Linked DNA regions of Mus musculus: region 2 is linked to region 1. A link is a loop called in an ENCODE intact Hi-C map of the cell type or tissue named here. Cell type or tissue: gastrocnemius. All regions are shown on one strand. Each heading gives the region's core, and the rest is flanking DNA. Links, peaks and the distances in the headings are about the cores only. Region 1 holds the start of Kcnma1 (potassium large conductance calcium-activated channel, subfamily M, alpha member 1). Region 2 overlaps Kcnma1 (potassium large conductance calcium-activated channel, subfamily M, alpha member 1).

The links. A loop is a pair of places that touch in the nucleus more often than their neighbours do. Peaks named below come from ENCODE experiments on the same cell type or tissue, not always from the same donor. Only the 100,000 strongest peaks of a DNase experiment are listed, where the experiment ranks them.
Region 2: it touches region 1 in a loop (6-fold over the local background); 2 of 42 quality-filtered maps call a loop at or near these places.

Annotation. Positions count from the first base shown.
Region 1 is chr14:24,000,177-24,009,856 of GRCm38, reverse strand. It overlaps Kcnma1 (potassium large conductance calcium-activated channel, subfamily M, alpha member 1), which reads left to right and starts at 5,652. Exons shown (of 28, transcript NM_001253364.1): 1 at 5,652-6,109. The coding sequence starts at 5,732. It overlaps 4930519K11Rik (RIKEN cDNA 4930519K11 gene), which reads right to left and starts at 4,866. Exons shown (of 3, transcript NR_131107.1): 1 at 4,720-4,866; 2 at 4,403-4,562; 3 at 4,020-4,176. In gastrocnemius, for the core only: CTCF peaks have their summits at 1,371 (motif pointing right), 4,727 and 5,621; DNase peaks (open chromatin) are centred at 3,382, 4,988, 5,552, 6,023 and 1 more place; H3K4me3 peaks cover 4,052 bases; H3K27ac peaks cover 3,711 bases.
Region 2 is chr14:23,871,721-23,881,400 of GRCm38, reverse strand. All of the region lies in intron 1 of Kcnma1 (potassium large conductance calcium-activated channel, subfamily M, alpha member 1), which reads left to right. Among named protein-coding and RNA genes, the nearest start is that of Kcnma1, 130 kb to the left of the region's middle. In gastrocnemius, for the core only: a CTCF peak has its summit at 6,814; no DNase peak of the experiment used is centred there; H3K27ac peaks cover 6,531 bases.

The DNA of each region.
Region 1 (9,680 bases), core at 993-8,992:
TTTCCACCCAACGAACATTTGGAAACCCAAAGGCCCTTGGATATAGTTTTGAGAGTTGGGCCACTGTGCTTCTCCTCCTTTGTCATAAATCAGAAATTGTTCCAGAGATAGAGGACTCTTGGCATGTCAAGTAGCTCGATGGAGAACTCAGCCTCCTTTTCTTGAAGCTGTAAGGAGGTGGAGTAGCTACTTTCCCATCTTCTACCACAAATAAATTATAAGGAGGTGAGAAGGCAGCAGTGCACCATGGTAATTGTGTATGTGTGTCTGCATGTGTGTATGGGCACACATATGCTTGTCGATAGTATGTGTGTTTATTTGTATATGTGCTTGTGTGCATGTGTGTATGTGTACACATATGTTTGGTGACCACACTTGCACAGGCCAGAGGGCAACCTCAAGTGTCCTTCCTCAGACACCATCCCACTTTTCTCTGAGAGTTTTCTTTTTCCCTGTCACTCATCTAGTGGTTAGTCTGACTGGTCAGTGACTCCTAGGGATCTGCCTGCTCCAGACTGTCCAGATCTAAGATTTTAAGTGAGCCTCATGCCCAGTTATTTTTTTTAAATGTGCACATTAGTTCTGAGCGCCAATCTCATGTTGCCAACTCTCTCCAGCTTTTCACATCATGATAATTTAAGGAAGTGTGGAGATACTAATGACAGTCATAGCCAAGATGGAGCATTAGATTGTGTTGTGGAAAGAACATGAACTGGGCCATCTACCTTCATACCAACACTTTATATGGTACAGAATTCATAAGTGAAAAGTTGATATCATCTTGGATATGATATTTCTCTTTACTTTTACTTAAAGCATTTAATTTATTCATTTTATGGGCGAGCGTTTTATCTGCATGCCTATATGTGAACCACATGAGTGGTTGATGCCTTAAGAGATTAGCAGAGGGCACCGGATTTCTCAGAACTAGAGTTCCAGATGGTTGTGAGCCATTATGTGGGTGCTGGGAAACAAAGTAGGGTCTTTTAGGAGCCACACATGCCCTGAGCCGCCGGGGCATCTCTCCAGCTTTAACATTTAAACAGACAAAAATTGTATGTATGTATATTGCACAGCATTATTTGAAATATTTATTTTTTGTGGGATGAATAGCTGGTGAACTCAAGCTGATTAGATATTACCTTTTTCTTGTATGCATCTGTGGTCAGAACCCTTGGTGTCCCTTCTCAAGTTTACTAACCATTATTAACTGTAGTCAGCATGTGTCCTCTAACGACTATCACCCAAACCCATCGTTCCCTTTCCCGTGCTTACATTGTTTGTTTGACTGTGAAATGTTCTTCAGGATTTTCAGGTCTCAACTGAATGAGTCAGCCTCCCTTTGAATAGTCACCAAGTAGTGGTCTACCAGAAGACGCCACCAGAGGACGCCACATCACTTAGGGAGGCATTACTGAATCTCCCAACAGATTCGTAATTCCTTTTTGTAATGTGAGTCTCAGGGTTCATTAGGTCCAGGCTGGGGCTGGAGAAAGGTGAAGCTCAGTGACACTGTGACACTGCTGACATCTGCGTAGACAGCCTTTCAGTCTCCCTGGACTTCATTTTTGTTTTTTTAGTTTGTGTGCTTGTGGTCTTCCTCTCATGTACTTCTTTTAAGTCCCATGGGGGAATACCCAGCTTAGAATAGGTAACAGATTTGAAAACCCAGGCTTGCTCTGAAGGTGACCATAGACACATGTGCATTTGCTGAAGAGTCTGGGAAGCTATTAAATGTATTTACAGGCAAATGAATGGCCTCACTATAAGTTTCTACTTTTATTTCTCCTGCTTTTATTTCTTGTACAATCCTTCTAGATACCCAATCTGTAGACACGCCTACAGAAGGTAGAGATGATGCTCTGGGGTTATTTGTAGATACTTCTAGATCTTCCCATTTTCCAGGCTAATGAAAGAGTAAAAAGACAATCAGTAGGCATGGGTGACAGATCCTGTGCAAGCTGGATGGGTTCTGTTCCTCTGGAGCTTGGCCACAGCCTGGTATGTGGCCCTCTGGGATAAAGGCTACAGACAGAAGAGCTCAGAGATTCCTGCAGCTGTGTGGTCCTGCTCCAACTGTCTTTCTGAGGGGCTGTGTGGGTGTACAGAGCAGTAAAGTGGAGGCAGGGGCCCCTAATTGCTGCTCTTCCCACGGATTGCACTCTATGAGCAAAACCCGGGGCCAGAAGATCTGATCTGGTCCCAGTTTGTCCAGTTTATGGAGTGTGTGTGTGTGGTGTGTGTGTGTGTGTGTGTGTGTGTGTGTTGTGGTGTGTGGGTCTAATGCACAGTGCTTGGAGGGCATAGGTTGATGCCAGATGTTTTACTTAGTCAGCTTTCTACCTTAATTGAGGAAGGCTCAATTTGGAGCTTACCCCTCCTGGTTTAATTTTGTTTGTTTGTTTGTTTGTTTGTTTTGTTTTGTTTTTTGGCTTTGCTATTCATCCTGAAACTCCCCTGGTATCTGTATTTCTTTCTACCTCCCAGCATCAGAGCATATCACTATGCCTTGATTTTATGTGGGTGCTAGAGATCTGAACTCAAGCATTTTTCTCACCAAGTTCTCTCTCTTGCCTCTGGTTTCTGTTTTTGTTGTAGCTCTCGGAATGAACAGCACAAGCCTGTGATGTCCAAGGTTCCTTTTGAATGTGAGGTTCCTCTGTGTCTAGGGGGAGAGCCTCTTCTTAAAAGGCTGGTCAGAGATGGGCAAAGGCCTGATGATATCTACTTCTGGTAGTTGGGAATACTCTCATTCTGTGCCTATATCCTGAGTACCCTGAGTTCACACAGGAACAGGCAATAATATTGACCCTGAAGGTCTCTGATGAATTCTGATCAAGTCATGGTTTTGGACAACACTGGAGATGCTGAAAGCTTCAGTCAGCAAAGTTAGGGGTGGTGCGAGAGCAGACAGAGTGGTGGCTGGAGTAGGTGTCTTATGGGACTTCTGGAGCCCTTTAAATGATGATGATGATAATGGTAATGGTGTGGGGACTTCAAATGTGAGAGGACAGAAGGCACAGCAGCCACTAGCATCTTGTTAAGTCATCATGATAATAGTTTTCAGGGGGATCTAGGTTGTAGATATTAGGTAGGAAGAACCTAGAGGGTACCACTGGCTGCAAAGGTTCAAGTTTTGCTCCTATGGGAATACATTCTGAAGGCTCGATGACCCATGGTGGGGCAGGACAGTACCTGTCCTTTGCTGACTTATGCTATGAATGTTATGAGTTTTAAATGTTAATTCTTGGACTTAAGGAAAGTCCCTCAGGCTTGTGTCAAGGCACAGACCCAGCTGGTGAGAAGGCCAATAAAGGAATCTCAGTACCGCAGCCTCTTGCACCTCTCCCCAGCCTTTCAAAGTTCAACTACCCCAGGATGTTGGAAAAGCGCCAGGGCCATTGAATGCATGGGGATTGTGTTGCAGCCCTCTGAGTGCAGAAGGATGGATGATGCTGAAGGGGAGACTGAGGCAATTTCTGCTTCTAGAAAACACCATTTATTGCTCTCTTCTTTAGCACCCCCCTTTCTGTGTGTGTAAATGTGAGTGTGCCCCATAGCATGCACATGGACATGAGAGAATGGTTAACAGGAGTTAGCTTATTCCTTTGACTCTGTGAATTTCAGGGATCAGGCGCAGGGGGTCAGGTTTGGAGACAAGTACCTTTACCAGCAGAGCCATTTTGCTGGCCTTCTGTTGTGTACTATTTTATGGGGGAGGTGATTTTGACCTTAAGTCTTTTCTAATGGATATGTATACTGAGCCCAAGGAATGTACCAACCAATTTGAGACTCACATATTTTCAGTGTCTGCCAGGCTTGGCCTTCTTTGGCCCTCTGTATCCTAGGGCCAGGGTGTGGCTGACCAATGATTTAGGTCGAGACAGCTTGTTCAGGTAAGGAGGCTCCTTTGGGCCAGTTTACCATATGAAGAGTCTTGAAAGGAACCTGAGAATTCCAATTAGACTATAACTAATGAGCTGGAAACTTTGGGGAAATCACTGTGGGCAGTGAGGGGAGAGTGATCATCTTGGTTTTAATTAGCACAGGAAAAAGTTGTGGTCCAGCTGCCAGCCTGGAGAAGTGTCCAGAGGGAGGAAGTTTCTGTGTGCAACGATAGGGGGACTGGGGGTGGGGCGGGGGACAGGGGCTGCTGAACAATCCTGGACTCCTTCCCTTTAAAGGGGAGAAACGGGAGACCAGAAATGTAGAAAGGCAAGCCTGAATGCAGAGTACCCGTCATCCATTTGCCCTTCCCACACGAGTCTAAAGAACTAGGAAGCAGCCCTTTAAGAAACCTCCTTTTCTACCCAGTTTGTTCCACACCAACCACCAGGCTGCTGTCATCTTTGCTTAATAAGGAAACAACAAACAAACAAACAACAACAACCAACAAACCCACCTGCAGCTGTCAGAGGTCACAGACTACCAACAGACTTCCAGATGCCCCAGTTGTTCATCAGCAACTCACAACGTGGCATCTTGGAAACGAAAGAGTGAACTCTCTGTCAGCAGGTGTACTGTACTGGCTAGGGTCTTCCTTAGTCTCCAAGCCTTAGAATCTAGGGGCAATAAGTCCACTGAATCTAGCTGACAACCAGCCACTCCTCTCCCTATTAGGGGCCCCTTTGGGAAAACCGGCCTACCCCAGACACCTGGTGGTTTCCCCTTCTGGTACCCTGCTGAGCCTAGAGGGGCGCAACACCTGCAAAGTCCTACCTCTAGGCTGGTGGCGCTATACTCTACATCCTGGAAGATGGGGGGCCGCATGCCCCACCACTGCCAAATGACCTGCTGCCCCTACACAGCCCCAAGCCGAGGCGAGTTAGCCCGGTAAGCCTCCTCCCCTCCCGCTTCGGGCTGTTTGAGCCCGCGCCCGCTCCAGTTGCTGCAGCTGCCACTGCTGGCGGCTGCGGGGCGCGCGGGGCGCGCGCCGAAGAGGCTCGGGCTGCGAGAACGGGGACGAGGAGGAGCCCGAGGAGGCAAGGAGGAAGAAGCGAGCGGAGGCCGAGGAAGCTCAGGGTCACAGAGACCCGGCCCGAAGGGGTCCCGCAGAGCATCGGCTAGCTGGCCGCGGAGGCAGGGCAGACCGCCGCAACCAACCTGCCGCGGCCCCGCGAGCACAGGAGGCGGCGATCCAGGAGCGGAGCGCAGCCCCGGGGAGGAAGGGTGGCGCGGGCACGCCCGGTCGGGAGGGCGCGGATTCTCCGATCCTAAGGAGCTGTCGCCTCATCACCCGAGAGAGCTGTGCGGGGACGGGCGGGAGACCCCGGGCCCGGGCGCAGCGCACACGCGTGGCGCACGCCAGGCGGGCCGGGCGGCGCCGAGGGTACGCGGGATCGCGCTCACGGAGCTTCGGGAGGCACAGACCCCGGGCGCGGACCGCCCGCGGCGCCCCCTGGGCTCTCGGTGCTCCGCGCAGCCCCGGGGGCGATCGGGGCCGGGGTCGGGGAGTGGGAGCCACCCTCCCTCATCCCCTCCCCCCCCCGGGCCGGCCGGCAGCCCGGGGGAGGGCGGGCGGCGGCGCTTGGCTGTATATATCTCCGCACACCCTGCCAGGTCGCGCACAGCGCCCCGAGCCCAGGCGCCTCCCCGCCCCCCTCCCGGCGCTCCGCGGCGGCGGCGGCAGCGGCAGCAGTAGCAGCAACATGGCTGTTGATGGGTGTTCGGGGTGGCGCTGGCGGCGGGAGGAGCTCCCTCGAGCCCCTGCGCCTGCCGCCCATTGCTAGCTATGGCAAACGGTGGCGGCGGCGGCGGCGGCAGCAGCGGCGGCGGCGGCGGCGGCGGCGGAGGCAGCGGTCTTAGAATGAGCAGCAATATCCACGCGAACCATCTCAGCCTAGACGCGTCCTCCTCCTCCTCTTCCTCCTCCTCTTCTTCTTCTTCCTCCTCCTCTTCCTCCTCGTCCTCGGTCCACGAGCCCAAGATGGATGCGCTCATCATACCGGTGACCATGGAGGTGCCGTGCGACAGCCGGGGCCAACGCATGTGGTGGGCTTTCTTGGCCTCCTCCATGGTGACTTTCTTCGGGGGCCTCTTCATCATCTTGCTCTGGCGGACGCTCAAGTACCTGTGGACCGTTTGCTGCCACTGCGGGGGCAAGACGAAGGTAACGCGCGCCCCGGGCGCCCGCCCCTGCGCCATCCCAGCCGTTTCTCGGCGTCCCCCGCAGCCCACCTCTTAGCTCCGCACTGTGTCTTGCCTCCTGCTGTCCCTGCCAGCCTTGTCCCCGCCGCTTGCCCTTCCCTCCCCTCTCCTTGTGCCCTCGGATTGTGCGCCAGGGGTGAGGAGTTGACCCCAGCAGGTGCGCTCCAGGACGCAGACCCCCGCTTTAGTTCTCTGTTTATTGTAGGGCTATTGGTGACTATGGCCGGACCCGGGTTGGGGGGACATGTGTCTCTTGGGCACGTTGTTGCGGAGTGTGGAGAAGGAACCTTGCAGGGACACAGGAAGCTGAAAGACCCTGGGTGCGTGCGGGACACCACTCACTGGCTGCGGCCAGACTCCTCACGGTGGACTAGTTGGGACAGATCAGCTCATACTTTTGTTGTTGTTGTTGTTGTTGTTGTTGTTGAGGAAATCAGTTCCTGGGGTCCCAAAGAAGGGGGAATCCTTTGAGCTAGGGAGAAAATCTTTTGCATCTGGGAATTCTGGGGGGGAAATCATGGAGAAAGTGGGGGCCCACGGATCAATAAAAAGTTGGGAAGACCCATCCTAGAATGGGGTCAATCTATGGAGAGTCACTTTCTAAAAGTGGCATGGTTGCAAGTCTGATGTCACCGCCCACTCCATCCCTTACATTTTCTTTGTGGAACATTACCCTACCCCAAGTACTTTTGCCACCTCTACACTCCCCTCCCAGGCCATCAACTTTGGATCCCCACAAATACAGCCAGCAGCTCCAATCTGTAGCACCAGGGCTGCACTCCTAAGAGTCCAAGGGACCTCTGCTTCACTAAGCCCCCTTTTGGCACTTGATGTGGCTAGAAGTCGTCTTAAGCTATTCCTGGCAGAGTCGCCCACAGTGTTAGGACTCACATCTCAGATGTGTGGTTGCTAGGCTTTACTCCTGGGCTGTGGCCATCTCCCTAGAGGGGTCCCTGCCCACCACCTAGCACTTGCTGGGGGGCGGTGGACCGGGGGTGGGCAATGTTTGAGCGAGAACTACAGAATGAATAAAAGAAAGAACTGGGAAAAAAGAGGAGCTGAACTGGGTGCAGTCTTTTAGAGAAATTCTCATCCAAGAGGACAGAATAGCACCCATACTTTTGGACAGAGGATATCTCTAGGGGGATTGTGCAAGACACTCATCTTGGTCCCCAAATGTTCACACCTGCTCTAGAAAAGTTCATCCGGGACCCCCTTGAGAAGTCACAGGGCTCAGCAACTTGTAGCAGCGTACAGCTGCTAAAGAGAAGAGTTAGGCTAAGGGGGAAGGCTATGAAACCCAAGGGCAACCGAAGCACTCTCTGTCATTAATTATACATCACCGTAGGTGCTGGGCTCAGCTGTGTTTTGTGGCAGCACATTTGTGTTTTGGAAAATACTGGTGTGTTGGAATAAGGGAGGAAAAAGAAAAAAACCACCCTTCCTTCTTTGCTTCCTCTTGGCATTGCTCTGAAAGCCTCCAATGGTGACAGGTGAGCTTTGTTTAGAGTCCCCTTCTTGAGGATGGAGGTTCCCCCTTCCTTTTCAAGGAGAAAGACCGATGGCCTTCCAGAGAAGCCCTCAGATTAAGCAAGGTTCCTATAGCCAGACCCAGAGATGGTCTCTGTCTGATCATAGAATCACATTCACCCATTCTTTCTCCTGCATCTTCAGCTTGTCCTGGGAGTGTCTCCCTCTCATACTGAGACTTGGTGACTATCTTTAGTTGCACGCATCTCAGTTACTTTCTATATGGAAGTGACTTGGGTTGGCTTTTTAAAAAAACTACTTTCTGTTTTCAGAAAGTGAACAAATTTGGTCATAATGAGTCCTTTTTGTCTTTCTAAGGTTTTAAGCGGAGCGTCTAGCATCTTTTTACTCTAGGGGGTACCCTGTGCTGGTATAGTGTGTGTCATGAAATGTCTCTTAAGGAATTTACATAAAGAATCCCCTTTCTAAATAATGACCAGAATAGCTTTTGCCAGTTTTCTCAGAAAAAAGGTTTTGTGTAACAACAATTAAAAAAAAAACAAAACAACAATCCGTACCTATTCCTCTACATATATTTTAGCTTTAAGACTAGTGGAGTGCACACAGTTGAGAGTTTCAATGCAGACCCTGGAGTAAAAGATGATTGTGGTTGATTGGAAAGATTGAAGGTCAAAACAGAATAGCATCAAGCTCTTTTTGGTACTGTGAGTTCCTTTAGAATCGTGCCCAGTTTTCTTAATATCTGCCTCTTGATTCGTTGGATTAAATTGTGCGTATACTCAACTCCCTGTACCTAACAATGGTAAAAGAGAATTTTTAGGTGCTTCCCTTTCTACCTTCTGGGCTCTGCATTTGTTTTGCAGTTATTCATCTCCTCTTTGCTTTCCAAGTATTCAGTAGTTTTGTTAAGACTCGGTACAGAATAAAGAATTCAGCTCAAGTTTAGAACACTTGTGACTTGCCAGGCTCCGTAAGCAATCCTCTGCTGCCTTTCCACAGAATCTTCTGCCCACCCTCAAGCCTCTTTGCCCACCCTGACCCTAATCCGGGTCCAGTGTGGCTTACTAGGAGCTGGAGTTCCGGAGAAGGTATCTTCTCAGCATCTGACATTCCTGAGGGGACATGTTTCGGCAGGAGCCTGGAATTTTATATATTTGTTCTCCAGGTCTGCACCGTGGTTTTTTGGTCAAAGGAACCCAAGACTGTGGACATATATCTCAGGGTCTCTGTTCATTTGTGCCTCTGGTCTCCAAATAACACATAGCTAATGACTTCATCATCATCATTATTATTATTATTATTATCATCATCATTTTTTTTAAAGGATTATAAACATTTGGGGAGAAGAAGGGAGGAACAAAGAATATTTATGCTAGGTGTGGTGGCCTGTGCCTGTAATTCCTGTACTCAAAGACAGTGGCAGGAGGATTGTGAGTTTTAAGTCAGCTTGGACTAGGTAGCCATAGCCTGTCTCAGATAGTAGGAGAGTGAAACAGGCACACAGCAAACCTCACCACTCCACCCCTGATTGGAGCATGGTTCTTTGCTGAGGGTTTTCATGCTATTGCTTCTCTCCACCACCCTGGATTGTATCAGTGTGCACTGGTCATTTGGCCACAGAATTTTGGGGTTCAGTCTGGTCCTAGATTGTAGCGAGCTGGGGAACTGTTCAGGCAGTCTGCATAAGCCATTTAACCTCTCTGGTCCCTGGGAAATCTGAGGATTGGACCCCGTAAGTTCCAATCACCTCCCTCTGCCTTGGGAACACACGTAGGAGAATGGAAGGACAGAGCAGTTTGGGGAAAGATTTTAAGCTCAGCTTTGTGGTCCTTCCCATTCCTTTGGACACCTATGTGTCTTCCCCCACCCCCTGCCCTTGTTTTATTCATCTGCTAGCGTGTGGTCAAGTGTTTGGGGAAGTAGGCCATTTGTGGATGGGCCTCTGGTTTGCTGAAGGACCTGCCTGTGGCAAGGCATAGACGGACCGATAATCTCAGTCAGAGCTATCATCCCTATAGAACCTCGGTCTTGGTCAAGGATGG
Region 2 (9,680 bases), core at 978-8,977, 130 kb after region 1:
CAACTGCTTTCCTTGGAGGTTTCTCAGAGGAACATTCTAGATGTAGATACATGGAAGCTTAGCTTTCTCATCTATCATAGATCTTTCTAGAATGCAGAAGCTGAGAGGTTATGAATACTTGCTAGCTAATATGCTTATTGGTCCATATCAAAAAGAGAAAGTCACAAAAATGTGTGCCATGTCCAGCCCTTGGGTACCCACCAGGTCCTGAAGAATCGGACACCTTAATCTTGGACCATGGAGCAGCAGAAGTGAGAGACAGTATGTCTGAGATTTAAACTACCCTGTGTGCATACTTATTGACAGAACCCTTACAAATGAACATACCAAGCTTGCAAGAAGAAATCCACATCTATTGGTATCAGAAGATCTGTATGATCCAGGCCCTGAACTGTTTGGAAATGACAAGGCTGCTTAGCTATGTGGGAAAGTGCTCTCTGAGCTACCAGGACTCTAGGCAGCTTCTGTAGGCAGAGCACACAATTTGTGGCCTTCCTGAAGGCTGCAGACCTTCCTTCCTATGTTTTTCTCTGAGCAGCTCCTTCCCAACTTCCTTAGATGGGGTCACGAGGATGTGGCATTGAGGGTGCCCAAGACAGACAGGAATATGAGTGTCAAGCCCAGCAGGCATCAGGACCACCCTTTTGCAGAGCCTTCCTCAGTAGCCTATCCTGCTCAACTTAAGGCCCGGAAAAGGCACTGGATAATGAAATCTGTGACTTTGTTTTTGAGAAGATACCCAGATTGAGCAGAGGGTGCCTTTCAAAGTCAAGCACAATGTGATGAGTCTTTAGCACTGTAAACCTCTGCCTTGAATGCCTTATCTGACAGCACCCCCCAGTCTGGAGTTGTGGTTCTCTTTTATCTTTATTTTCTTGTGTGTGTGTGTGTGTGTGTGTGTGTGTGTGTGTGTGTGTGTGTGTGTGACTGTGTATGAGGGTATACTTGTCTTTAGGGATGCTTGCATGAGTGTGTGCAGTGTATATGAATGTGAGGATCAGAAGTTCACATCAGTCAGTTGACTTCCCCATTTGCTTTATTTGCTGAGGTGGGCTCTCTTGCTGAACCCATAGGTCACTGGTTTGGCTGGTCTAGAGCCAGCCTGCTCCAAGGATTCCTTGTCTCTGCTTGTCAAGGGCTGGGATTATAGGCTGCCACTCCTGTGAGGCGTTTATATAGATGTTGGGGATCTGCACACTGGTCCCCATGCTTAGACAGCGTGCACCTTACCCTCTGAGCCATCTCCCTAGCCTGTGCTTGTCATTTTGGAACGTTAGCTGCTCTAGTTGATGTCTGCACTCTTAGATGGCCAGGCTCCTCTGTGAGTAGGAGAGGAGCATTTGCTTGGGGGCTGTCTTCCTCCACCATCTGCAGCAGAACTGTGCCAGGTGTTTACTGGCACTGCCCAGAGAAGGTATCACAGGCTTTGGGATACACAGGAGCTCCCTGGCGTGTAATAGGTTAGCAGGAAAATGTTAAATTAAATGGCCTAATCACATCGGAGTTTGCTGATCCCTGCAATGAATGTTCCCAGTGGTGCTGGTCTTTTCCTTGGCCAAGATCGTAAGCCACTGGGGTCAGGCATGACTCTCTTCCCTCAGCTCTTGGCCTCTCTGCTCTGGGTTGGGCACACTCCCCTTCCAGCACACCTATGTTGATTGATTGGTATGGTGTTAAACTTTTGGCTTTTTGTAGGCAACTGTAGGAGGGTGTTGAGCTTTACAAATCTGCCCAGTGCCTAAAATTGAACTACACATGTAACTCACTCACATGCATGGCTCAGTTGGACTTTCCTCCCCCCTTCGTGCTGCCTCCAGCTCACGTCCCATGCCTATCAGGCTGGGCTGCTCCTTCATACTATGGTGCTGCCTTGGCTGGCTGGAACCGGATTTCTGACCTTTGGGCCTTGGATCTCTGTGGTACTTTGTTGTCATACTGAATGGCAGTGATGCCTTTCTAAGTGTCCTGCCACATTGCTTCTGTATTTTAAGAATGAGACCTGCTTCTTTTGAGAAGTGTAGAGAGAGATGATGGGCCAAGGGTTTCCTGGAAGGGGCTGGAGGTCTTTAGCCCACAGTCAGTCTCTGTAGTCAGCCAGCCTTGCCAGAAACAGTTGTTAAGTATGTTTAAAGGACCCAGCTCAGTGCCAGGAGCAGCGGGGAATCTGAAGAGCTGATGAGTTTGCAAAGACAAGCAGCAGAGAATTTGGGTTAATAAACTCAGACTTGTGTCCCAACTGTTTGGTTCAAGTTTCCACTGTCTAGCATTGACCTTAGGTGAACGATTTTGCTTCTCTAAGCTTGATTGCTCTGTAAATTTCTACAAGGACTTTCGAGCATCAAATAAGATAATGCATGTGGGATGCTTCAGTATCTTGCCTGCTACATTGTAGGTGACCAATTAGTCGTTCTCAAAACACACCGGTGCCTCACCTTTACTGCTGTGTGCCAGGTGCTGGCAAAGAGGTTTTGTCAGGGTTTGTGTATCCACTCTGTGTGGGAGCCCAGAAAAAGACAAAGGACAAATTGGCTGTGAGAAACTTACCTGAGGTGGAGAACTGGGTTTTAACCCAGGCAATCCTTCTCTGAATTTGTGACTTTAGTGGCCTTGCTACCTGGTCTTGCATAGAGACCAGCCTGCAAGGAAGCTCCATATAGAATGGCCCAGTTTCCTCATTCTTAAATTCCCTGGGGGAATTCATTGAGTTTTGTAAAGGATTTTAAGTGATGCCTGGCCTGTGTTAAGCACTCAGTATCTGGCAGGAGTTTCTATAGAACTAGCTTCACACAGCTAAAAGTTAAGGCAGGTCAGTGGTGGTTGCTATGCTCCATTAATCCCAGCATTTGGGAGGCAGAGGCAGGTGGGTCTCTGAGTTTGAGGCCAGCCTGGTCTACATGGAGAGTTCCAGGACAGCCAGGGCCACATGGAGAACCCCTGTCTTGAAAAACAAAACACTTAAATAATAAAAGCTATCAGATGACCCAGACTATTAAAGCAGACATTTTATTTTATTGTACATGACAATTCTTCATCCTTCAGGACACAATGTGGTGTTTAATACACATAAGGTCTTTATGCTGATCAGATGGAGGTGATTAGCATACACATCATCTTAAACATCGGCCACTTCCTCATTGAGGGGCATTCAACAGCCCATAGCTTAGATATCTGGAACAGTTCATTGCTGCTCTCTGCAGTTACCATATTGGACAATAGGATGCCATAGCATTGGCTAACAGGCACAGATGTTTTATGAGGGGAGTGGAGCTCAGTGGGAACTGAGTTCTGAGAGGTGGGAAGACGGCCGGGCATTCTCTGTGAAGGGTTTCTTATATGAGAGAAAATGGAGAGCCAAAGGCTGGTGTTCTAGGAGCAGAGTCTGAGTAGAGGCCAGGAGGGATTGTTGTATGGATTTTGACCTATGAGCAGGTCCTGAGAGTTGTCATTAGCAACCTGACTGTCATGGATCAGAGCTGTTTCGGCAGCCCATCGCTGCAGAGCAGAGCAGGAGCCACCAGGATGACAGAGGTGGTGAGCCACGTGAGGTGGTTGCTTTTTCCCTCCATCTAAATGGGGCTTGGGATTATTCTGAGGTACTAGCCCTTGGCCCCTGGAAGAATCCAGAGCTATGGGTTAACTGCCTTTCAGCTGCTGTTTATGTCATAAATGCCTGTCACACGAGGGGCCTTAAAAATAACCCGGTGGCTAATAGCATTTCTCAAAATAACTGCTTGAGAAGTGCTTTGCTGGGCTGTGTGGCTACTAAAATTACACTCTCTACCAGTGGGGATGGTGTTAGTATGTGTATGTATGGGTTGTAATCCTGTATTTCCAGGGTGAGTCCCACTCTTTATTGTCTTTTGTCCTGTGGTCCCTCTTGTCATGGTTCTGTGTCCAGGAATGATGCCTTCTATGTCACTGTGCAGTTCCCTTCTCTGCCCCATGGCTCTTGGCATATTGGAGAAACTCTCCTACATGGCCTTGTTGTCCTGCCTCAAGGAGCAGAGTTTTGAAGAATCTTGGAGGGCGGGGTGGCCTTATTGTGGTGCTGGCCTGATTCCTTGGCGTGCCAGGTAATAATAGCACACCGTGGGGGGCAGATCTCACTGTGCTATCCAAGGGGGAAACTGGGCCACAGAACAGCGCGGCAGCCCCACTCAAGGTGACCTAGTAAGTGAAGGTGTGAACACTTGCATTGTCAGAGAGGAGCTCCAGGAGCTCTTCAGGGGGGGTCTCCCAGGCCAATCCTTTGGGTCACCCAGCAACCAGGTTACTCAAGCTCCCTCCCTACTTGCAATTATATCCAAGGGGATGTGGAACCCTACAAGCTAGCCCACAAAGCCGAGGAGCAGTATTATTAAGAGTTTGGGGTGAAGGGCTGAGGTCACTTGAGGGTGGTAGCCAGTTTTTCTGCAATCATTGCTTACATCCAGAGGGGTGAGTTTCCAAGGGGAGTACTTACTGCAACTGACATTTCATCGTATGGGTCCCTGCTGTGGCCTTGGCTCTCTAGCAGGTGCTGGAGTTACAAAGAGGTTCAGGGTAATACCTAGTCAGGGAACATTTATAAGTTAGTGTGTTGTCTGGACACCTAGCTTAGGATGCTGTGAAAATGATCTGCATTCAGCAATCACTGTACTTCAAAGTTTTATCTTTTCCCAATGAGTGATATATGGCATGAATCTGCCCCATGGTGCCAGGCAGCAGCCATGAGCCATAGCTCTTGGTGTGGCCCTGAGGCGACTCAATCATCTGTACTGTGATTATCTCAATGTCCAGTAACTGATTTAAGTCCAGCACTCTCCAGACCCAGTGCGCTTTTATCTATATTAATAGTGTGTGTCCACTCTGGGCTTAGATTCGTGTGCGGTGTTCCCTGCACATTAGATAGCCAGCAGTTACTAGAAAACTGGCTACATTTTAGATGATTCTGCCCAAGCGTGAGTGGATGTGTGTGTTCTGGGTAGCTGAAATCTGGCTATGATAAGCCCCACTGCTTGGCAGCTTATATATATTATGTGGCATTTTTGCATATAATATTTTTTATCTTCTGATGGCTTTACTGAGCCATGGCCCTGTCATAAATAAAGGATGTCTGTGTGTAGCATCCTTATGACAAGTGGGGTTCTTGGTATGGTAAAGGTGCCTTCAAAATGTTTGCTGGACCACTGTCCACTGGATTCGTATAGTTCTGGAGAATAAAGCCCACCCCTGAGATTTTCCCCAGAATGGGAAAGCAGGAAGCTCCCAGATCCTGCTCCCCCCACCCCCAAAGCTGTACATACAGAGCACACTGCTGTGGAAAGAGTCTAGTTTCTAAAATTAGGCTCACTCGGTGACTTTAGACAAAGTTTTTAACCTCTCTGAACCTTTTCTTCAACTGTTAAATATAATTTGGCATAGCATCAACCTCTTAGAGCTGTTGGGAGGATTAAATGACCCTCATTAGCCAGGCACAGGCATAGCTGTGGCAGCACCCTGAAGATAGCTGCCAGCATTGTCTTCACATTAATTGTGAGCCCGCAGAAGCTGGCTTTGAAGCGTATGTCATTGCTTCTCATCAGGGTGTTGGTAATTTCATGTTTGAATATTGTCAAGCAGCGGCTGGGTGAGGCTCTCGAAGAATTGGGGCTATTTACTGGGGCATGGGCTGGCCAGCTCTGGAATGCTGACTGAGGAGGAGGTGAATCAGGTAGGGGTACAATTTGTGACAGATTGTCATGTAATCAGACCTTGGTAATTCACATCTTATATCAGGCTCGTTGTGAGAGTTCAAGAATTAAGAGGAATCTTTCCCACAGATCTGTATATACACGCCAGGATATACACCTACTCCATGCAAGGGTTCCTAAGTAGGTGTAATGGTCACATGGTGTATTTGGCACAGTTGAGTGGAGTACTGCTCGAATCCAATGGGTGAGAAACTAGGGACAGTGTTGTTCACTGTCCCATCATGTTGAGACAGCTGGCACTGTAAAGGACCCCCTGGACCAAATGGCAGCAGTGTTGAGATAGACCCTCTATCTAAATCCAAAGATGGAGAATAGATCCCTAAGGGAAGAGGATGGCTTGCTAGGATGAGGACCATCTCTGAGTCAGGGCTGGGACACAAAGATAAAGCTAAATACCCGAGTTTAGGACTTCTTATATTTCTGGAAGCCCCTGCCCCATTATGGAAAAAGAAAACCAACTTTCCTTACATCCACGAAGTTTTACTCTAGGTCACTGTCCAGGCCTTTTCTCTTGTGCCTTCCCAAGATCTATTCTGAGAAGGACAGTTCTTGCTGTTCCTGGCTTGCTAATAGAATGCAGTTTGCAGAACAAGGAGATAAAAGAGAAGATGGGTCTGTCTTATTTCTGTTTCACATAAGTAAGATGTTTCTCTTCTTTGTTGTCGTTGCTTCTGTTGAAGTGATGGATGGTAGCCCTGAGAGGTGAGTAGTTAGCCAAGCTCTGGGTTGGCAGGTTCCTAGGGGAGAAGCTGGCCCACCATCCATGGTGGGCCAAATGGTCTGTAAGTTGAGAGGGTGGTGAGTAGTCCCTTTTTATAACTGGAGGATAGTTCAAGTGAAGTGTCAGCAAGTGACCTGTGTCCCTGGAACACTAGAGCAGATGGAAGTCATGGCAACTCTGTTGCTCAACTAGGAGCAGAGTGACCTCTCTTGCTGACTTCCAGGCCATAGGGGCCGAGAACCACCTGGTTACAACACCTTCCAGGACAGGGCTGCTGTCGCCATGTGGCTCTTGAGGTTGCAGCTTGCTACAGGGGACAGAGCTGGACAGCCAGCAGCAGCTGGTCCAGAAGGAGAGGACAGTGCAGGGTGATGCTCCCTCAGTGCTCAAGACAGCTCCTGCTGGCCAATGGAATCCTTGCATTTCCTGCTTGGTCTTCTATGTGCCTTGCTTCCTCAGCAGTCCAGACAATGGGCTATAAAGTGGGCAGTCAGGAAGGACCTAGCAGTTTCTGGGCAGGCCCCTCTCCTGAGCCCGCTCAACTGTGCAGACAGCAAGATAGTTCCTGGAGGAGCTCATATCTGTAGCCACTCCTGAAGAACAACTTGCTGTGTAAAGTCTCAGCCTGGTAGCGCACTTACTTCTGTTGGCTCAGACTTGCTTTAAGAGGGGATTTGGACCAAATGCTTCTCAACATTCTGATGCACACAAGATGGCTTCTTGGAGGATTCATCATGCTACCTGCCATCTTGTGACTATCCATATGATGTCCAGTGTCTGACTGTCATTGACCTTTATGGAGTAGATGTCCAAACGTGAGGGAATGAGTACCTGCAGAAGTCAAGCATTTTAAAGAAAGTGTCTGACAGTACAGGACGACATCATTGGCTTTTAGGTCTAAGTAGTCACCTACACTGATAGGAGGCCCTGTTCAAACACTCAGAATCACCCTGTGTGTGATTATCAGGACTCTCTAAACCATAGATCTGGGATAGGAATGGAGATCTGAGCATTTCTATTTAATTTGCATATACAGCTACTGCCCCAGGACCATGGTTTGAGAATGAATGCCTTGAGTTATTGCTCTTTTCCAAATGTCTTATACTTCAGGTTGATGGATTTAAAAAAAAAAATCACAGGATATGTGGTGTGTCTCTTGTACTGAATTGTGATGCCAAATTGACAGCACTGGCCCCAACAGTGAGGGAACTGCACACTGAAAAAGGTTGGGGAGTCTGGCGGTACACACTTGTAATCTCAGCATTTGTGAGATAAACTCATCACACCAGGCATTCAAGGCTAGCCTTGGCTATATGATTTGAGGTCAGCCTGGGCTACATGAGAGCCTATTTCAAAACATGAAAAACTAAAAACAAAACAAAACCCCTCAAAATCCCAAACCCCCAAATTCTGACCCAATCTAATTGCTTTTACTAGGGCTTTTTATTAAAGATGTAACACAAAATGGAAATATAAGGAGGAGTTCAGTGGAGCGGAATCCATTGATGGACAGTGAGATGTCCCTATATCTATCCCCATCTTTGTTTCCCATGTGACTTGTCTCTCCAGGTGACCTATGAGACTGAAGTGAATGCTTAATGGTGGGAATTCAGCCCTTTAATTCTACTACATTTTTCTAATTCTAGCACTGACCTGCAAGGAGGGAACCCTCCCCGATCCTACCGACAATGTGCTACCTGAGGTTTGGGGTAATATTTTACACACAGGGCTTCTTGAGACCAGCATCTTTGCTCTTAGGAGGCTCTTTTCCAAGAGTCTTAAGTCATCCTGAGCTAATGTTTAGCTGGGGGCTTGGGCTTGTCACCATCTGAGAGGATAGTTCCTAAGGCAGAATTTTGTCTTTGGTACTTGGAGGCTGGGGAGCCAGGAGAATCTCCCTATGACTTGAGTGCAGTACTGAGTTCTAGTTGAAAGCTGAATGCAGTTCTTTCTTTCTTTCTTTCTTTCTTTCTTTCTTTCTTTCTTTCTTTCTTTCTTTCTTTCTTTCTTTCTTTCTTCCTTCCTTCCTTCCTCTCTCTCTCTCTCTCCCTCCCTCCTTGCCTTGCCTTGCCTCCCCTCCCCTCCCCTCCCCTCCTCTTTCTTTCTTTCTTTCTTTCTTTCTTTCTTTCTTTCTTTCTTTCTTTCTTTCCTTCTTTCTTTCTTCCTTTCTTTTATCTGAACAGAGCTGGGGGAAGCTCTCAGGCTTGGCCTGGCTTGAAGCTTGGCTTTCCCTCACTCTCTCCTCCCATACATCCTTGGCTTGCTTTGGGAGTGACAGGTCGGAGCAGTCCCCAGTCTGTGATACTGGTTTTAAAGGCTCACTAGTGTGAAAGTGCTAGGTGTAAAGCACAGGCCCTTTAAAACCCTCCAGGTGCGTGAACAGATGGAAGAGGGCAAGAGAGGCTATGAACAGTGGGGCTTTGCGGAGCGCATTCTCTAAGGCAAGCTGTCAAAGTGTTTGTGTGAAGGGCTTCCTTTCCAGAAAACTTTGCAAGTCAGGTGGGCTTGGTTCTATTTTAAAGACAAGAACACTGAGGCTGTGGGATTTGAGAAGGGCAGCAAGAGGTTGGATCTGATAGAAGGTTCTATTCTGCTGTCGTTGATGGAGGCAGGAGGTAGAGGGAGTTGCAGGTGATCTGGAAGCAATGTTGTGGTACATTCATGCTTATTCTGTCTCCTGCATCCCAGCTTCCTTTAGACCATCTATCCCAATCAGTTCAGCCTGCCTTATGTCCTCTTTCCAGCATCTGTTTTTATCTGATGTTGACATTTGATGTACTGAATACCTTATTTTTATTGTTATATCACTTCTATCTTGGTAGGATTACATCACCCTTTAGAACAGTGGCCTCAGCCTTCCTCCAGCTTTCTTTGAACACCTTACAGCAGAGGTCAGGGTCAGAGTGGAGCTGATAAACACTCCATCACCTTGCTGGGTAGATGTTCCACACTTGACATCACCAATTGCTCCAGTTGGCTGGAGCTCTGGACTGCTAAGGTTTTAGCATCCAAAGCCTGGCATATTGGAAGACCCCTCAACCCTGGCTAATCTAAGCCATATGGTCACTGTACCTCATCTGGCAGCCAAGGATGCTAGTGTCCTGGGCACATTGTATTACCTGAATGTTATCTATTATTACTGGAGAAGATCCCAGAGACTACTTTTCAGTCTCTGACTCAGTGCTCCTCCATGCCCTCTGAAGGAGAAAGGACTCCATCTCCTCCCG